Linked DNA regions of Mus musculus: region 1 is linked to region 2. The links are chromatin contacts, found by Hi-C or POLR2A ChIA-PET in ENCODE. All regions are on one chromosome and are shown on one strand. Each heading gives the region's core, a stretch centred on a gene start or an enhancer-like site at or near the end of the contact. The rest is flanking DNA. Distances are from core to core; before and after follow the strand shown.

Evidence for each region. A loop is a pair of places that touch in the nucleus more often than their neighbours do. ChIA-PET counts read pairs that join two places held with the same protein, here RNA polymerase II (POLR2A).
Region 1: POLR2A ChIA-PET joins it to region 2 with 28 read pairs in Patski. The contact joins the promoter of Marcksl1 here to the promoter of Bsdc1 in region 2. A Hi-C loop is called at or near these places in 2 of 37 maps with a recorded cell type or tissue (T-helper 17 cell and adrenal gland). POLR2A ChIA-PET finds 5 or more read pairs at or near these places in 4 of 5 experiments (Patski and embryonic stem cell).

What each region holds. Positions count from the first base shown.
Region 1 is chr4:129,511,556-129,515,080 of GRCm38, forward strand. It overlaps Marcksl1 (MARCKS-like 1), which reads left to right and starts at 2,026. Exons shown (of 2, transcript NM_010807.4): 1 at 2,026-2,361; 2 at 3,162-3,525. The coding sequence starts at 2,275.
Region 2 is chr4:129,460,292-129,463,742 of GRCm38, forward strand. It overlaps Bsdc1 (BSD domain containing 1), which reads left to right and starts at 1,388. Exons shown (of 11, transcript NM_133889.2): 1 at 1,388-1,414; 2 at 1,651-1,711. The coding sequence starts at 1,404.

The DNA.
Region 1 (3,525 bases), core at 776-3,275, 52 kb after region 2:
AGAAAAGAGCCGCAGTGTGGGGGCTGCTGTACTCTGCCTCCACAGCCCCAGCAAGCTTCCCTTTCCCAGAGGTCAGATGCTGCTAGGACCTAGATTTGCTGAGACCCTGGCACCCCCACCTCAGCCTCCAGGGATGTTCAGGGAAGATGTAGAACCTTCCCTGGGACCCAGGCTCTTAGGGGCTCTAGAGCCTCGGGGTCTTTAGCCCTGGTGTTCTTCCCTCCTGGAATCTTCCCAGAGACTTGTCTCTGTCCCCACCAGGCAGTGCCTGGAGAACAGGAGCCTTGAGATCTCCTCCTAACCTCTGACCTCAACCCCCCTCCCCAAGGACTCACACACACACTCCATCTGAGTCCTGCTAGCTAGTACAGGCAGCGCCTGGCAGCACTGTGGGTCTCTTATTGTGGCTGAGACAGAGAGCAGGTCAGAACAACCATCCCTTAGTGGTAACAGGTAGAGAGAGCTGCTGTTCTGTGAGTGACCTGCAGTGGGAACACTGTGACCTTCCCTGTCCCCAAATAATTCTCTTCTTGCTTCTCACCCTCATCTGACAGCCCCATTTCTCAATAGGAAATTCCTAAGGGTTTTTTTTTTTTTTTCACCCTATGCTGCTACCGGTAGCTGCTGTTTTCTTGGGACACGTCACTTTCCTCTTCTGAGCTGGGGGTGAAATGAGAAGACAGTCCTGTAGCATCAGAGTCAGGGTGGGAATGGGCACAGGAGTAAACACAGAATGTGGACACCACCTCATCCCGCTATGGTCACATCTGTGTGCAGTTCCCTGATTTCTCAGGCCCTGGGGTTGTTTGCACCTTACAGCTTCTGGTCTCCCAGGAGGCCTCTCCTAGGACAGAGGGACATATTGGTTGAGCTGTTCAGGACATCAGCCTTTCTTTCACAACCTTCGGCTTCCTCTAGCCTGAAGCCTTTCCTATTGGGGGACAAGAGGAAGTAGCTGTACACATCGGAAAACATATATAGGCTCAGCCAAGGACTCTGGGATTCTAACTGGCCTACCTGGTCCAAAGAAGGAAACAGAGAAGGACCAGGTCTTCAAACAGGGTAGGTTTGGGGGTTTATCCCTAATAGTGTGCCACAGTTGTGGAAGAAATCCAAACGATTCCTGTCACATTCAGGAAGGGGTATTTGGAGTCTGTTGAGCCTCCCTGGCTTTATGGTACCTACCTATATGTGGAAGTCTCAGTGTATGGTCACAGACTCGAGGGGAGGGAAGCCAGGCCTAAGTCAGGTATACTTAAACATCTCTGCGCCCCAGGCTCTTTGCTTACAAAGGGGGATGAAGATGCAATGCCTTCTGGTCAAAGACACACACACACAAACACACACACACACACACACACACACACACACACACACACACACGCACACACACACACACGGCAGTGGGGAGACAGAGAGAGACAGAGACAGAGACCTGGTGATGGATTTAGGTTGTGAGGAGTAAGAGCTGCCACCAACAGACTGAGAAAACCGACTTGTTGGATCTCCATTTTGACCTGAGTTAGGTCAGCCCCCCAGGGTGGCCGCACAGCACATAGACTGACAGGGACGTGGGTGGGACTTGAATTCTGGCCTGAGGGGGCGCCGAACTCAGGGTATGTGTGTGTGTGTGGGTGTGTGTTTGTGTCCGGGCGCGTGAGTTTTGGACAAATTTCTAGAGTGTAACTCAGCACCAGCCGTCTGACGAGTCTGGACATGTGAGCCCTTCCAAGAGTTCAAGGAGCCAGTGTAGAACCAGGGACTGGGGGCCTCTCCACTGTGAAGTATGAGTTAGGCTGAAAGTGGGCTGGGGATGACTGAGTGCTTCTTCATCGACGGCCTCCTCCCAGTCCATCTCCCGGACCGACCGGGAACCTCTCTCATTTCCACACTGAACCCTACTTGCCCCTGGTCGTCCCAAGTGATGGGGGAACCAGACAGCTTGGCACTGCCCACTGCACGAGAGGAACCCGGGCCCGACCCCGCCTCCACCCCGGATTGGGTGCTCATTTAAATGTCCGGCCCCGCCCCGAGCCTCGGGCGCGTACATATAGGCGGCTCGGCGGGCGGCGGGCGGCATTCTGGCGCGGAGCGCAGCAGCAGTGGGCGCAGCTAGCGGGTCGGCTGCGGAGCGGGGGTGCAGTGCGCTTTGCCCCCCGTACCCCTCCCCCTCGGACGCAGCCCCACCCCTCTGCCCGCCGGGCCGTCCCAGCCGAACTATCCCCTGCGGCGCCAGCGCGGGGCGGCTCCGGGCGCCCCCAGCAGACCCCCATCATGGGCAGCCAGAGCTCTAAGGCTCCCCGGGGCGACGTGACCGCCGAGGAGGCAGCGGGCGCTTCCCCCGCGAAGGCCAACGGACAGGTGAGTGCGCTCGGAGCGGCGGATCCCGGCCCCCAGCCCGCCGGCCTCGCCCCCTCTGGGGCCCAGGGCCGGGGCCGCGCGCTTTGTCCGGCCCGGGACACGCGGCGCCCCCTCCCCCGCCCGGTCCCTTTGTTCTCGGCGCCGCAGCCCCCGCGGGCGAACGAGGGGAGGGGCGGGAGGGGGCGCCGGCCGGGCTCGTCGCCTTCTTTGTTCGCGCCCGGCCCGCGGGCGCTGCCCCCAGGCCGCCCCGAAGGCCGCGCGGGAACAAAGGCGCTGCTAGGCCGCACCAAGGGGGCGTCTAGGGCCGTGGGGATGGTACTCGGCGCCCAGGGCGCCCCATCTGGAGCCCCGATCCCGGCAGCCCGCGGTGGCTTTTGAAGCGGTGGGGAGCAGAGATGCGGGGAGACTCTGGGGTGGGTGGGGGCTGATCACACAAAGCGCAAGCCTGGGAAAATAGGCCGTCCAGGTGCGGGGAGGCAGCGCCCCAGGGCTGCTTCCCGCCCAGTAGTGCTGGGCAAGGCTGGCCCGCCGGCGAAGGATCCAGGCCCGGTGAGGTTCCGCGCGGAAAATAGAGAGCGCGCCCCGCGGGAGGGGGGTGGGGGCCCGAACCCCAGCGCCTCCTGCTGGCTGCGCTCGTCCCTGCGCGCCTGTGAGGGGTGAGGGTGATGTTGGATGGGAGTGAGGCCAAAGCCAGACTTGGTTGCCTTTGGATGTCGGCGGTGGCCTGCGAGGGGCCAGAAGCGGGCTGGGGGAGGGGAAGAAGGGCCCGGGCCCTCACTGCTGTCCCCTCTGCCCCGCAGGAGAATGGCCACGTGAGAAGCAATGGAGACTTAACCCCCAAGGGTGAAGGGGAGTCACCACCCGTGAACGGAACAGATGAGGCAGCTGGGGCTACTGGTGATGCCATCGAGCCAGCGCCCCCTAGCCAGGAAGCTGAGGCCAAGGGGGAGGTCGCCCCCAAGGAGACCCCCAAGAAGAAGAAGAAATTCTCTTTCAAGAAGCCTTTCAAATTGAGTGGCCTGTCCTTCAAGAGAAATCGGAAGGAGGGTGGGGGTGATTCCTCAGCCTCCTCGCCAACAGAGGAAGAGCAGGAGCAGGGCGAGATGAGCGCCTGCAGCGACGAGGGCACTGCCCAAGAAGGGAAGGCCGCTGCCACCCCTGAGA
Region 2 (3,451 bases), core at 138-2,637:
ATTTTTTAGCTTTAAACCTTGTGCATTCGTTGCAGGCAAAGCATGGACCTTAGAAGGGAGAAAGACCACTGGAAATTACTCATTCCATTTTTTCTCCCTTAACAGCCTTATGGTGGTCTACTTTATTTTTTTATTTATTTATTTATTTATTTATTTATTTTTATTACATATTTTCCTCAATTACATTTCCAACGCTATCCCAAAAGTCCCCCATACCCTCCCCCCCACTTCCTTACCCACTCATTCCCATTTTTTTTTTGGCCCTGGCATTCCCCTGTACTGGGGCATATACAGTTTGCGTGTCCAATGGGCCTCTCTTTCCAGTGATGGCAGACTAGGCCATCTTTTGATACATATGCAGCTAGAGTCAAGAGCTCCGGGGTACTGGTTAGTTCATAATGTTGTTCCACCTATAGGGTTGCAGATCCCTTTAGCTCCTTGGGTACTTTCTCTAGCTCCTCCATTGGGAGCCCTGTGATCCATCCAATAGTTGTTAGTTTTTTAGACAGGAGAAATACCAGCAACAATCTTTTTGAAAGTTAGATGGGAGGCCTTGGGGAACACTGGGAGAATTAGTATATAGCTTGTTCCTCAGGCAGGTAAGAGGCTATGGGATCAGGTAGCAGTGATGACCTTGATTACAGTGTAGCCTTCGAGGAGGGGAGTCAACCTCCTGCTGGAGGTGAAGGAGGGGTTTGTGTAGATTGAGGAAGTAGTAGGTAGGGCCACAGGATCTATGTAAATCCCCCTTCCACCACACAATAGACCTCAATTCCCCCCTATCAGTGGGATTTTTCCAGAACACTTTCAGCTAGCGTTTTCTTAAATCGGGCTTAAGAAATAATGTGAATATGTATCTGCCTCTCCAAATGATCCTGGGTGTCATCCCGAGGAGAGCTCTGGATTCTCCCCATAGCCTTACTCTGGCTCTGAGGTCCGCAATCGGAGCTTGCTGAATTAGCCTGCAGCAGAACACCAAGGAGCTGCTACGCGGCTGGCTTCACAAAGGGGGGCGGAACTTAACTCCAGGTTCTAAGAACACAACGTCCCAACCCGGCCTCTCCTTTCCTCGCCTCGCCTTCTAATTGGCGGTCTAACGAGCCTGCCGAAATTGGCCCGGAGAGGCCACTGTAGTCAGGGACTACCGGGAAAGCTAGCGGCTGGTTGGTGGGACCCGAGGACAATCTTACACACCATTGGATCGAGAGTTCAGAGGCGGGACAAATCGCATTTGGGACATGGATTGGACAAAGGCCAGACACATTGATGTAGGGGGGCGGGGACTGGGCGGAGAGTTGTCCTTGTGTTAAGATTGGGGCACGCTCATGGGGGCGGAGCCTGAGGGGGCGGTGCCGTGTCGGAAGTCAAAGGTCGGTAAATAGTGGTGATGTCATGCTGGCAAGATGGCGGAAGGGTGAGCTTGGCGTTCCGCTTTCTGGCGTTGGGGGCTTGGGCTTTTCGAGGGATGGGGTACTGGGCCAGGGGTCCCTGTTGGGGACAGGCTGCCGGTGCGGGTGCGGACTGAGCTGGAAGGGCAGAGCGGAGGCGTGGTGCGAGGGCATGGGGAAGCGGCCGGAAAAGCCTCATCTCCGGCCGGAGGCTGGGCTGGAGTCGCCCGGCAGGGCCGTCAGATGTGTCTGTCTTCCACAGGGAGGACGTGGGGTGGTGGCGGAGCTGGCTGCAGCAGAGCTACCAGGCAGTCAAAGAGAAGGTAAGCCGGGCCAGCACCCTTCCCTCGGCAGGGCACCGCGGCCGTCTCCTTGCAACCAACCCCAGCTAGCCCCTGCTTGGGTTTTTTTGAGCTTCTGTGAGGCCATTTACGAGAAAAGGGTAGAACACCACCACTAACAACATCTTACTCTTAAACAGCAATATTTATTAGAATATGTGACAGTCACTACTCACAGACAGGTTGGGAGGATATAGACCTTAGCCAGACAGATAGTCTTGGGCCTCACAAAGCTCAGTCTGGTGTGGAGGCAGTCAAGCAAAATAGTTGCTTAGTTACTGTTGTGAATACCGGGAAAGGGCAGTCCCTAATTGTCCAGACTAGGGAGTCATGAGCATGCCAAGGAAGGTGTAGCCAAGAATCCGGGTAGAGATGAGGATTGCCATATGCGCTGGTACCTGATGGTGCCTATGTGACTGGTTTACAAAGGGATGAGGGGGGGCCAGAGAGTGGAGACCTGGGGAAGTGGCTGTGATTGTGACTAATGCTTGTCCTTGTCCTAGGCAATGCCAGTTGGTGTTCCTGTTTTATCCCACATTCCTTTATTTACAGGCAGCCCAACTAAGTCGTGGGGTAACTAATTACTGTTTACCTCAAGCAAGTGAAGGGAGTCGTGCTTCAGGGCAGACTCCGAGAGGCTTCTGATCTCAAGTCAGCCCAGTACTTTAGGAACGGTTTTTGTTTGTTTGGTTTTTGGTTTTTTGGTTTTTGTTTTTATTTTCTCCTTGCTCCGGGTTCTCCTGGGAAGCCTCCGCTCAAGCTACAGCTCAGCACATCTGAGAATTCCCTGTGCTGGAAGTTTTATTGATGATGGAGAGGCAGGACTTTACGCTAAGGATTAATATGAGACCTCAAGCATGCAAAGAAAGTGTGCTATCCGGCAGGTGTCCTGTCCTGTGAGGACTCCCCGTGTGTTTCGAGGCTTTCAGGAAGAGACTTAATCTCTCCCTTTAGTTCCTTACATTTCTGGGAACTTGGACAAGTTATTTTGTTGTTATTGGTGGTGGTCGTGGTTTGTTTTATTTTGAGACAGGGTCTCATGGTGTATGTCGCCCTTGGCTGCCCTGGGACCATTATGTAGACCAGGCTGGCCTCAGCCTCACAGAGATCCGCCTCCTTCTGCTTCCTGAGTGTTGAGATTAAAGGCGTGTAGCTTATGACTTGGGCAAGTTTGTTTATCTGGTTTCTTCTTCTTCTTCTTCTTCTTCTTCTTCTTACCTTCCTCACTGTGAAATGGCAGTACCTCTCTAATGCGATGTCACGAGGATCACATGATAATATGCAGAACACTCAGACAATATGTGGTCTCTCTGGGTGCTACATAGGCATTCGCTCTTTATTAAGTGACTCAGTAAAACTCAGTCACCGTTTTTCGACTTTTCCCTTGCTCCTCTGCTGCCGTCTTTGCTGCTGGCCATCTCCGCTCCCTTTGGGTCGGTGTCTTCCTGCTCTCTTAGCAAACGTCCTCTCATTTTGAGAGGGGCGTGTAACCTGACTTCCTCTGCTTGCTTCCTTCCCACTCCTGCCTTGAGTCTACTGAGTCCCCATCCAGTGCATCCAAGTTCATGTACAGATCCAACGCGTCCAAGTTCATGTACAGACAGACACAGCACTAGAGAAAGCTCTGCTGCATTGTGTGCTCCCCCGACACGTGCCCTGGTCTCACTTCGTCTAGGCACGCCCCCAACAGACCTTTTCTCCCTCTTATTTTACTCTTCCCCT